Regions from separate parts of the Homo sapiens genome. Here regions 1 and 3 are each linked to region 2. Evidence: chromatin loops called from intact Hi-C (ENCODE). Cell type or tissue: Caco-2. All regions are shown on one strand. Region 1 overlaps ATRNL1 (attractin like 1). Region 2 overlaps ATRNL1 (attractin like 1). Region 3 overlaps ATRNL1 (attractin like 1).

Region 1 (4,000 bases), 430 kb after region 2:
CAACATGGCACCGGCTGGGCCAGCTTCACTGGGGATGGAGAATCTTCCACCCCCATTAACTAAGAGTTCAGCACAGGCTGTTGGCTAAGGACCTCAATTTTCCTCCATATGGGCCTATCCATATAGCCGCTGGCTTTTCTTATACCATGGCAATTGTTTTAATAGGAGGCAGCTTCTAGTCCTTTTATAGACTAGACCTATAATTTCCACAGTGTCACCTGCACCTGTATTATATTGGCAAAATCAGTATAGGACCAGGTCAGACATAAACGTGTGGAAAAATGGATTGTCCTGCTTTTTCATGGAAGGAAGGAGTGATGAAGAATTTCTATCTTTGATCTGCCACACATTTAAATATTTGCTTCAACTTACCGTTTTCCAGATAGCTGTTAGGTCATTCCAACACTATCTATTAATACATTCTTTACCCCCATATTTTGAGATGCTGTTATTACTGCATGTTATATTCCCATATACTTTTGGGCTTTCTGTTAGCTTCTGTTGAATTACCCATCCAGACACTACTACTACATTGTTGTAAGTATTGAGACCTTCCAATGTATTTTCTCTCTAGTAGGCTGGCTGCTTCTCATTTTTTGCTTGTGTAATTTTGTTATGTATTATTTTGCTATAACTATTTTGCTAAATAGATTTTATAAAGGGTTTGTGACTTTCTGGAGAAAATAGCTTGGTATATTTATTGTTAGAGTTAAAATTATAAATTAATTTGCAGCTATTACCTTTATGATATTGAACCTTCTAATTCATATTCATATATTCCTATTACTATTCCTAATAAACTAATATTTCTATTATAAATGTTATTTATAAAATTATAAAATATTCCTATTCATATAAGACATATTTCTGTGTCTTACCGTCTGTTCTACTTTTGTGTCTTTAGGGAATTTAAAAATGTTTTCCTTAAGTAGGTTTTGTATATTCTCTTTCAAGTTTATATACACACATAGAAAAAGCCATGTATTGTATGATGTTTATATGAAATGTGAAGAAAAAGGGAAATATAAAGAGACTACCTAGAGATGGATGTTGGAATGAAGAATTATTGCAAATGGACAGAAGTTTGGTTTTGGGGGTGATGGAAATGTTCTAAAATTAGATTGTGTAATGACAGTTATATTACTCTAAATATATTACAATTCATTTAATTGTACATTACAGTAAATTTTACTATATATATAGTATTGCAGTAAAAATGTTAAAAGAAAGTCATAGCTCTGGCTACAGTATGGAGAATGGATTATAGGGGAACAAGGGAAGAGGTAGGGAGAACAATTTGGAGCCCAGGGTATAAGAGAAAATAGTTGTTTGGACTACATAGGTGGTAATAGAGGTGGAGAGACAGAGGAAAATTTAGGATTTGTTTTTGAGGTCAAATATATTGTCACTGCTGATAGATTGGATGCAACGGGTGGGGAAAAAAAAAGACTAATTCTCACTCTACAATCTAGGGTTTTACCTTCAAAAACTAGGTACATGGTGGTACCTTAACCTAAACCATAAGAACTGGGAGAGACAAAAATGTGAGGGAAGTTAGACAGCAGTCAAGAGCATCACTTGAGGTAAAGTTTGCAATGCCTAAAAGAGATTCAAGAGGGGAAGGTTCACATAGCAGTTGGACATAAAGACATTTGGATATACAAGTCTGAGATTCCAGAGAGAGGTCTGGGATTCCAGAGAGAGTTCTGGGCTGAATCTATAAGTTTCCTAATTAATACCATAAAATTTATATTCAAGATCCAAGTCTTGATTAATGTTAAATACTGTTTGTCAGGGGTTGTTTTTGAAATGGGAGAGTTCCCTGATTCCCCTTGCAGGACATATGATTGGGGTGTGGCTTGCCTGTTTGGTTGCCCTGCAGCTCAAACTGCTTGAGGGAGGGGGAGCATGCAGACGGGCAGATGCAGAGGCCAGGTGAGCGCTTTGGGCTCCAACTCCACTGTAGTGTCTAGGGGTGAGTGTCTGCAACCCCAGTTTTGCAAAGCTCTTTCAGCTTTGCCTTCCGCAGAAGGCTTGAGTGTTAATCAGTTTAATGGACCTTCTGCCTTATTGCAAGGGTAAAGAACCAGTGTGACAGATTTCTGTATCCTAAGCTCTTGCCAGGCATCTTGGAAGAATTGGATCACATGTGGGCTCAAAGGGTGAGTGCAAGGTTTTATTGAGTGGTAGAGGTGGCTCTCAGTGATACGGATGGGGAGCCGGAAGCAGGGATGGAGTGGGAAGGTGATCTTCGTCTGGAGTTGGGCCACCTAGTGGCCGGACTCTTTCCTGACTTCCCCCAGCCAAATTCTTCTCAGTGTTCAGATGTCCCTCTTCTTCTCTCTTTCTCCCCTACATTGTTCCATTGTCTGTCTGCTTGCCTCCTCATCAATGTCCTCACTTGCTGGTCTGCTCTGGAGCTTGGGGTTCAGGGTTTACATGGGGGCAGGATGGGGGCATGGCTGGGGGTAGGATAGGGAGTGTGGCAGGCCAAAAGGCAGCTTTGGGGCACAAAAACAGAAATACCTGTTCTCATTTAGGGCCACAGGTATCCAGGCTTGAGGGTGGGGTCTTTGCCGGGGAACCGCCCTCTTCTACCCAGTATTTCCCTGTCTCCTGTCTGTGTTATTTTCAGAGCAGAAGTCTCAGTGTCCTTGGGAATGTTACAACTCAGTGAGCAAGATAAATAGGTAACACAAAGTGTTAAATTCCAATACCAGGTGAAGGCAGATGGTTAGAATAGCCTTCACCAAATAGGTGCCATTTGAGCTATCAAGAATATGTAGCCCTTTGCTTGATAGATAAATTGGTTAGGATGTTATTAAAAGTCAGTATGGGCACAGAGAAGGTCCTTGGAAAATACTAGCAGTTATGACAGTACCATTGCTTTCAAAATACTGAATAATCAAATGCCAGGTATGTAATTAAGAAAAGAGTTGAAAGACAAAGCTGAAAAGATACTTCTGTGTCCGATTGTAGGAGAACCTGTGACAGACAGGAAAGAAATGGGTAATCTAAACTTCTGTAAACCACTTAAAGCAGAAAATTCTTTGGGAAGTAGTTATCTCAATTATTTCTTGCAAAATCATGATTCTGTTTGTCTTACTTACGATAAAAAGCAAACTAGCAAACTACAGCTGCAGTTTTATATGTATAAGTACAGCCATTATATATAATTGTATATATAATACATATATATGTGTATCTATATATACAAATATAACTACAGCAATATATATAACTACAGTTATATATACATAACTACATATGTACATGTATATATCTATAACTATGCAGATATATATATCTACATATGTACAAGTAGTTTTGTATATATAAAACTACATATATATAAATGTATATATATATACACACATGAAGCATGAATGAAACTCTTTGAGAAAAAAGCCTATAGTTGCCAATGCTATTCCACTAAAACTAATTCCTTCAAATTTACTTCACTTGTTTTTAGGAACTTATATCAAAAGACAGTAACTAGTATATCATTATCAAAAATATTTAATATCAAATCTACCATGTATCTTAATCTTTTATATTTTCTGCAACTTGTACTGAATATTTGGCTGAAATTCCTTGCTAAATGTGTTACCATCTACTTCAATCTCAATCACATTTAAATCCTATGTTACTTGGGCACCAGATGCTCCTTAGTTGATTTCTGCATGCTGATTTCAGGAGCCCTAGAAATTCTCTGGCCATTGCTGATACCAAAGCCAGTTAAGGTTTGCTCAGCCCTGTTATTGACTACCAATTTCCTACACATAGGGTGCTGGCACAAGACTTTCCATCTGTCTGCCTTTTTAATTTTAAACATAGCCTATTTTCTTTGTAAAATATTAGAAACATCTCTTAAACAAAATTGCTAATAGACAAATGTAAATCATTTGGAAATGGCTATAACTTGTGGAAATTGGTTGAGATAATATTTCAAAACAGGTTATTGCATTTTAGGTCTGACTCTTAATGTGAATAATATGAT
Region 2 (4,000 bases):
TTCCACCAGATACCCTAAATCATCTTTCTCAAGTTCAAAGCTCCACAAATCTCTAGGGCAGGGGCAAAATGCCACGAATCTCTTTGCTAAAACAAAACAAGAGTCACCTTTGTTCCATTTCCCAACAAGTTCCTCCTCATCTCCATCTGAGACCACCTCAGCCTGGATTTCATTGTCCATATGATTATCAGCATTTTTGTCAAAGTCATTCGACAAGTCTCTAGGGAGTCCACACTTTCCCACATTTTTCTATCTTCTTCTGAGCCTTTCAAAGCGTTTCAACCTCTGCCTGTTACGCAGTTCCAAAGTCACTTCTACATTTTCGGGTATCTTTTCAGCCGCGCTCCACTCTACTGGTACCAATTTACTGTATTAGTCTGTTTTCACACTGCTGATAAAGACATACCTGAGACCAGGCAATTTACAAAACAAAGAGATTTAATGGACTTACAGTTCCACATGGTTGTGGAGGCCTCACAATCATGGTGGAAGGTGGAAGGCATGTCTCACATGGCGGCAGACAACAGAAAAAAGATTGTGCAGGTAAACTCCCCTTTTTACAACCATCAGATCTTGTGAGACTTACTTGCTATCACGAGAAGAGCACAGGAAAGACCTACCCCCATGTTTCAGTTACCTCCTACTGGGTCCCTTCCATAACGTGGGAATTCAAGATGAGATTTGGGTGAGGACACAACCAAACCATATCAGTTACTAAGTTTAGATTGGTAGGATGTGAGTAGAAAATCTGTATGCAAATATTAGATCATTCAGATATTTTCCTATGGCTGATAAATGGCAACAACTATAATAAGTAGCACTGGCCCATTCATCTCTAGAATGTTCATTAGAGAGAAATAAGCTTTTCCCTTCTTTTAGCAACTTATTTTGCTTCACTCAACCTGTTCTCTGAATAATACAAAAGGATATTGAGTAGCTCACAAGAGAAATGAGAAGACTGGATAAACTATTGTTGGAAAGAGGCCAGATACAAATAAAGGCTAGCCTACAGCAAAGATGAAGCCAATGGAAAGTTTGAGTAGGATATTCCTGTCATTGCCACAGGATCCTGGGTTACTACCACTGGCACCCTTTCAGTAGGTACTGCATGCTACAGGAATGGAGAGAAAGAATTGTAAATTGCCTTTACATCTTTGCATCACTTATTAAGACTGAGTCCTGCTTAATAGTATCTGCTTGGCTAAACCTAGGTCTTGTCCATACCGTGGCTGCCTAGAGATATGAAATAGGGAATTTAACTTTTCTGTTATATGTAGTGAAAGAGGTTCTCTTTCTGGACAAAATCCACACAATAAAGGATTCTCCCAAACACAGGAAAGGGGATTCAAATGATTGAGATTCCCAAACAAATAAAAAATTCAAATAATATATTTTTAGCTATAGATTGTTACCATAATTAACAAGGAATGGGCTAATTTGTTCTCTCATGTCTACTCAGAGAAACTTTGTAATGTGGACTAGATGTAGGGGTAGACAGGTTAAGAGACAAACCAGCAAGCTTCAGCATACAATTTTTTCTTAATGTATTACAACAGATTTTTTTTCCTATTCTACAGAGAACAGTGAAAAACAGGTCACCATCATTTATATGTAAGAGAGTTGCTTAACTGTTATCAAATTGTTCCTGTTCCTTTTCTATTCCAGAATGTCCTGCTCAATCCTATTGCTCGATTCTTTTAAATGTCTTCAGGACATTTTTATGTTTTTAGTATTCCTTTTTAATTCAATTCAGCTACAGTTCTCATATAAGGATTGAAGTTGGCTGTTTTAAACTCTTAAATTATTGATTGAAATACAGTATCTGGAAATGTAAATCATGTAATTTAATAGTTTTGTTGCGTAGTGCCTCTGATCTTTATTTAAAGTCACACTTTATTGTAACTTACTCCAGTTTCTCAGATGCTCTTTGTCCTTCACTATCTCAAGACCTTTCTTAATTCCAAAGTTCTTCCTAGAAAACCCTTACCCCATTCATATTCTAAGTCCAGGTCAGATCCCCCTGTAATATGCTGTCATAAGACCCTATCTTTTAAATTTATATCATTTATCCCTGTTTATAATTATGTGCTTGTATGATTCTTTGATTATCTTTCCCAGTGGAATATAAACTCCAAGAAGTTAAGAATGATTATGTTTTGATCATCTTTGGGTTTCCAGAACCTAATATAGTGCATGGCATGTACTAGCCACTTGCATTTGTTGTTGTTATTGAATGAATGAATTAGAAATGTATTAGTTTACTAGTATAGTGATATGTAGACATTCAACTAGAGATGTTTTATAAGGTTATTACTCTAATAAACTATGTTATTTACTTCCTGTATAATTACTTCTGAACATTGAGATAAGCAATTGAATTTGAACATTTTTTAAAATGTTATTTTATCAAGCATTGGTTCTTGGAATCTTGGTCTTATTTTGTTTCAATCCTTTGGTTTTAGATTTTAACATTTGCCATTGGGTGGCAGTATTGACTACCAGAAAACTCACTTAAACTCTGGCATTCAAGTTGTAGAAACTTGGTAGTTTTGTTTGACTTAGAAAAATGTAAAAACTTTCAACTCAAACTCATGAATATTTTATCTGAAGTATTTTATCTGGGTTAGTCATATAACATATATGGACATATTTAGTTATTTTAGGATAGTATACACATGAGATTATAGGTTGCCTTGTAGAAATTCATAAAGTAGCTTACATTTTCCTTTAGAAATATAATAATAATGAACACGGTCAATCTATTTCTTCTCTTTTAACTTTGAGGAGGGAGAAGTGACAGGTAATGCGTTTAATTCCGTTAAATTCTTCCCACTTAGCAAAAACAGCAGATCTGACTTTTTTGTGAGAGCTAATAAAATTAAATTTTTACTCTTAACCTACTAAGAAAGTTGACTGTTTGAAAATAAAAGCAGCATTAAAATGTATATATGACAGCCCTTTTTCATGAATTCATTTATTTATCTTTTTCATTTATTAATGTAACAGTTTCTTTTTTTGAGCTTCTATTAAGTGCTAGAGACTGCTCTAGGTCCTTGGGATACATCATGGAACAAAGAAGACAAAGATCCTTGTGGAACTTACATTCAAGCTAGGAGAGACAGACCCTAAATAATAAATATACATTATATAGTATGTTAGAAGGTGATAAGTACAATGGAAAATTAAAGTAGAACAGAGAAAGAGGAATAGAAAGATCTGGGGGTTACATTTAAAATATGATGATATGCTTAGGTTTTATGGAGAAGTTGACATGTGAGAAAAGACTTTAAGCAAGCAAGAGAGTTCAACCATATAGATATCTAGGGGAAGAACATTCTAGGCAGAGACCTGTCAGTTCAAAGACCCTAAGGCAAGAGCAAGCCAGGTGTACATAAGGACCAGTAAAAAGGCCATTGTGGCTGGAATTGAATTACTGATGGGGAGATTAGTCAGATATGAACTTAGAAGTTACACAACAAGGGAGATGGTTGGGGATGTGGAATTAAGGGGTTGCTGGAGGGGATGGAGATTCCTGAAGGATGGAGCTATATCAGCTAAATATTCTTAGCTTTGTAGACCATAGTGAGGATTTTGACTCTTACCCTAAGTGAAATGAGGGAGCCATTGAAGGATTTTGAGCAGAAGATTAGTATTATGTGGCTTAGTTTTATAAAGCTCCTATTGGTTTCCACCTGAGAATAGACTGTAGTAGCAGTATACCAGTTCAGAGGCTACTGCTATAATCTAGGTGAGAGATGATGATGATGGTAGCTTGGACAGGTTGGTAGCTATGGAGGTGGTGACAATGGCTTGAATACTGAATGTGATTTTAATGCAGGATTAATAGGATTTGCTGATGGTCTAGATGTGGGGGGTGAGGGAAAGAAGAGTCAAAGATGACTAAGGTTTTTGGTTTGAGCAAATGGAAAGACAGAGTTGTCATCAACTAATATGAGGAAGATTTTAGGAAGAATATTTGGTTATGGTATGCCAAGTTAGA
Region 3 (4,000 bases), 210 kb after region 2:
TTAATTCCTTGCTTTTTATTTTTTCAATTTCTATTATAGGTGTTTGCTTTGTCATTACTGTGAGGCTTGCAAAAATATTTTATAGCTAACAACGTTAAATTGATAAAAACTCTAATCTCAAAGAAGAGGGAACAAAAGGAAAACAAGCAAAGAAAAAACTAAAAAATTCTGTACTCTAACTTTTCCTCTAACTCCCTCCTACTTTTTGACTTTTTGTTGTCTCTATATCTTTTCATATTGTCTATCTTTCAAAAATTGTTGTAGTTATTATTTTTGATAGATTTTTCTTTTGGTCCTCATGCTGAAAATGTAAGTGATTTACACACCACAATTGTTGCACTAGAGCAAGCTTGTCTAACCCGCAGCTTGTGGGCCACATGCAGCCCAGGACAGCTTTGAATATGGCCCAACACAAATCAGTAAACTTTCTTAAAACATTATAATTTTTTTTTAGCTCATCCACTATCATTAGTGATAGTGTGTTTTATACGTGGCCCATGACAATTCTTCTTCTAATGTTGGACTCTTCTGTTAGAGTATTCTGAATTTGTCTTTGTTCTTACCTTTTCCACTGAATTTCATGCTTTCAGATGTTTTCTTGTTATATGTTAGCAGCCTTTACTTTCAGATTGATAAAATCTCTTCAGCATTTTTTTTTGTAAAATCTCTTCAGCATTCATCTGGTGATGATGAATTTACTCAGCTTTTGTTTGTCTGGGAAAGTCTTTATTTCTCCTCCATATTGAAGGATATCTTTCCTGTATGCAGTATTCTAGGTTGGAAGTTTTTTCCCTTTAGCACTTTTAATATGCTATCTTGCTCATTCTGGTCTATAAACTCCCCACTGAGAAGGCTGCTGCCAGAAATATCAGAGCTCCTTTATATGTTATTTACTTTTTTCTTCTTGTTGCTTCTAGGATGATTCTTTCATCTTTGACCTTTGATAGTTTGATTATTATATGTCTTGTGGTAGTCTTATTTCAGTTGAATCTTCTTGATGTTCTTTCACCTTCTTTACCTAAATGTTCGTATCTTTTTCTAGGTTTGAAAAGTTCTCTTATTACTTTCTTTGAATAAACTTTCTACCCCGGTCTTTTTCTTTGTATCCTCTTTAAGACCAGTGACTCTTAGATTTTCCCTTTTGAGGCTCTTTTTTAGATCCTGTAATCATATTTTATTCTTTTTTATTCTTTTAAATCTATTTTCATATAGTATGTCTTGAACTAAATATTTCCGTTTTTGCTTGATCAATTTTGTTTTTGAGAGATTCTGATGAATTTTTCAGTCAGTTGACTTTTTCAGCTCGAGTGATTTTTTATTGTTTATTTCAGTGTCTTTGTTAAATTTCTCTGTTTTATCTTGAAATGCATCATGTTTTCTCAAAACAGGTGTATTGAATTCTTTGTCTGAGAATATATGTATCTGCCACTCTAGAATTGGTCATGGGTGCCTCATTTACTCCGTGTGATGAGGTAATGTTTTCCTGAATGCTCTTGATGCTTGTGGACATTTGATGATATATGAGCGTTAAAAATTTAGGTATTTGTTCCAGTCTTTCCAGTCTGGCATTGTTTATACCTGTCCTTGAGAAAGTTTTCTGAGAATTCAAATGGGATTGAGTGTTAAATTACTTATTTCTGTGGTCCTTGCAGTTGTTTTAGCACTAGAGGGAGCCCTAAGCCCAGGTATGCTGTACTCTTGCAGACTCTAGGTACATAGCCTGGGTAGACTTCTGAAAGTGAAGGGAGAATTCCTTTTGTTATCAGGCAAAGTCCCTTTCTGTCTTTTCCAGAAGCATAAGGAGCCCTTCTCTACCCTGAACTGTCTGGAGTTGGGGAACGGGTGGCATGGGCACTTTTTATGTACATATTTGTTTATCCAATTATTTGTAAAACAAAAGATGTACTATAAGAAAAATATGTCTTCAAATCATGAAATATACAGACATTAAAAAAAATTCCAATCCTATATAACTAATAGTTTCCTCCATTTAGGTCTTACTCTTTTGGGTTAAGTTTATTGCAAGGTGCTTAATGGGTTTTGTTGGTATTATGAATACATTTTTTTCCTTTAATATTACATTTGTAATTGGTAATGTCTGTTTTTATATCTGTTATGTTTTTAGTTCATTTTGTTGATCTTTTTATAGGTTTTTGAATAGTAGGCTTATCTGATTTTCTTAATTTCTCTCTATATTTTAAGTTTTTAACAGTGATAAACTTTAATTTTTCAGTTTTGGGGAAAAAAGAGTTCTTTCAACATAATGACAGTTCTATTTTTACCTTATGTTTCTCTTTTTGGCATACTGTGACTATCTGTTCATAGCAGACTTTTACAGACGTGTTTAATACTTTAATACACACACTAGGATGTGACCCAAACATTCTCTGAGACTCAAGGGTAGTAAAAAGGAAGATGAATTACCTTTTTTTCTCTCTTCTAAGATGAGGAAATTTTTCATTTTAAACCATTCTCACACATTGTAGATTATTCAGAGAAGCAGAAAATTTATTACCAAATGAGGTTGAGCATTTCTTAAAATAAGTGTAGGAAGCTTAATTCTCTCAAACTAGGAACATTGAAAAATCTCAAGCTGCAGATACATGAAAATAGCTTGAGATGGAAATATTGGTTCTATTTATTCTTTTGACACAACAATGTTAAAAGTTTGTATTCTCTCAGTACATACTACGTTCTGTGTTGCACAGGAAAGCCAACTTGAGATTTTGAATATTCCAAAGAGAGGCCATCCTTTTGAGCTGTTTTCATTCTTTTTGTTTTCATAAAAGGAATTTCAAAGGTGAGGAGAACTGAGGCTATGAAAACTGTTTGGCCCTGATGTCAGATATTTTAGCATGCCTTCATTATGGGTTACTGGAATATGCAGTTTATTACTTATTTCTGTTAGATGCTTTTAAAAAGAACTATCTGTGGGCTAATTCCCAAAGTTCCCCTGGGGAACTTTGCCATGGCTTTATCAAACCTACTCCCTTCCTCAGGATCTCTTCTTCTAATTTTTATTTGTACAAAGTTTTATGTTCTACCTCTTCAAACTTTGACTAAGCATTACTTCAACTTTTGCTATTTGAATAGTGATTTTTAGGCCCTTAGATCTGATGTTATAGAATATCTTCACCTCTGGTTTACAAGTTTTTGACAATGAAGTGTGTCATTTACTTGCTTTCTTTTCAGGAACAAGTGGACTAATATATCTCTATGTAATTTTGAAAACTATTCAATAGTTTCAGTTCTGTAGGTAGAATACTATTTATTTGGGGCCAGAGAGAAACTATTATTTTGTCTAAGGGTTCAATATTTCTCTTTAATTTTATTTGATGTGATGCTTAGCCCCTATAATGTATTGCTTGAGGTTTGCATTACAAGAATATGGCACTATTTGGTTTTTTAAAAAGTGATATAAGATGTTATGATTGAACTTAATAATAAAAATGGTTCTTATGCCAACTCACAAGTGTTGTAGAATTCCTACTGGCTTGAAATGACAGGCCTAGGGTGAAGAAAAGATAAATTTAAAGTGGGGCATAGTTCTACTTATATTCTAATACGTATAAAACATTTATTTAGTACAGTTCAGAAGATTATAGGTTAACCTAAGAAACTTTAAACATACTTTTGGTTTTATTCTGATATTTGTACAATTTTTTCAAAAGGCAAAACCAAACTAAATTCCAATTTGGACACACACTTTTGCATTGCTCAAATAGTGCATGAATACTAATTAGTGATGGTGGAGAAGTTAATTATATTTTAGTCATGCCTACAGCAGGTGTAGGAAAGCTTCAGCATAAATATTGTTTATAAATATTTCATAAACACATTAAAATCCTCCTTAATATATTATTTAGGAAGAAGTGCCTTTCTCTCAAAGACCCATTTTTATATGCCATAGGACATGGATCCAAATATTTACTTTTCTCTTAGTTACACATACTTTTATCTATATCTTTTATCTTACCTTTACTTTATGGCCAATTTATTG

What was found. Hi-C counts contacts between places; a loop is a spot of excess contacts. Peaks named below come from ENCODE experiments on the same cell type or tissue, not always from the same donor. Only the 100,000 strongest peaks of a DNase experiment are listed, where the experiment ranks them.
Region 1: a loop joins it to region 2, with 10 times the contacts of the local background. A loop is called at or near these places in 2 of 110 quality-filtered maps.
Region 3: a loop joins it to region 2, with 14 times the contacts of the local background. A loop is called at or near these places in 3 of 110 quality-filtered maps.

Annotation. Positions count from the first base shown.
Region 1 is chr10:115,570,997-115,574,996 of GRCh38, forward strand. All of the region lies in intron 26 of ATRNL1 (attractin like 1), which reads left to right. Among named protein-coding and RNA genes, the nearest start is that of ATRNL1, 480 kb to the left of the region's middle. In Caco-2, CTCF peaks have their summits at 2,241 (motif pointing left) and 2,473; no DNase peak of the experiment used is centred here.
Region 2 is chr10:115,138,971-115,142,970 of GRCh38, forward strand. All of the region lies in intron 5 of ATRNL1 (attractin like 1), which reads left to right. Among named protein-coding and RNA genes, the nearest start is that of ATRNL1, 48 kb to the left of the region's middle. In Caco-2, CTCF peaks have their summits at 2,191 and 2,481 (motif pointing right); no DNase peak of the experiment used is centred here.
Region 3 is chr10:115,353,694-115,357,693 of GRCh38, forward strand. All of the region lies in intron 19 of ATRNL1 (attractin like 1), which reads left to right. Among named protein-coding and RNA genes, the nearest start is that of ATRNL1, 260 kb to the left of the region's middle. In Caco-2, a CTCF peak has its summit at 1,658 (motif pointing right); a DNase peak (open chromatin) is centred at 1,688.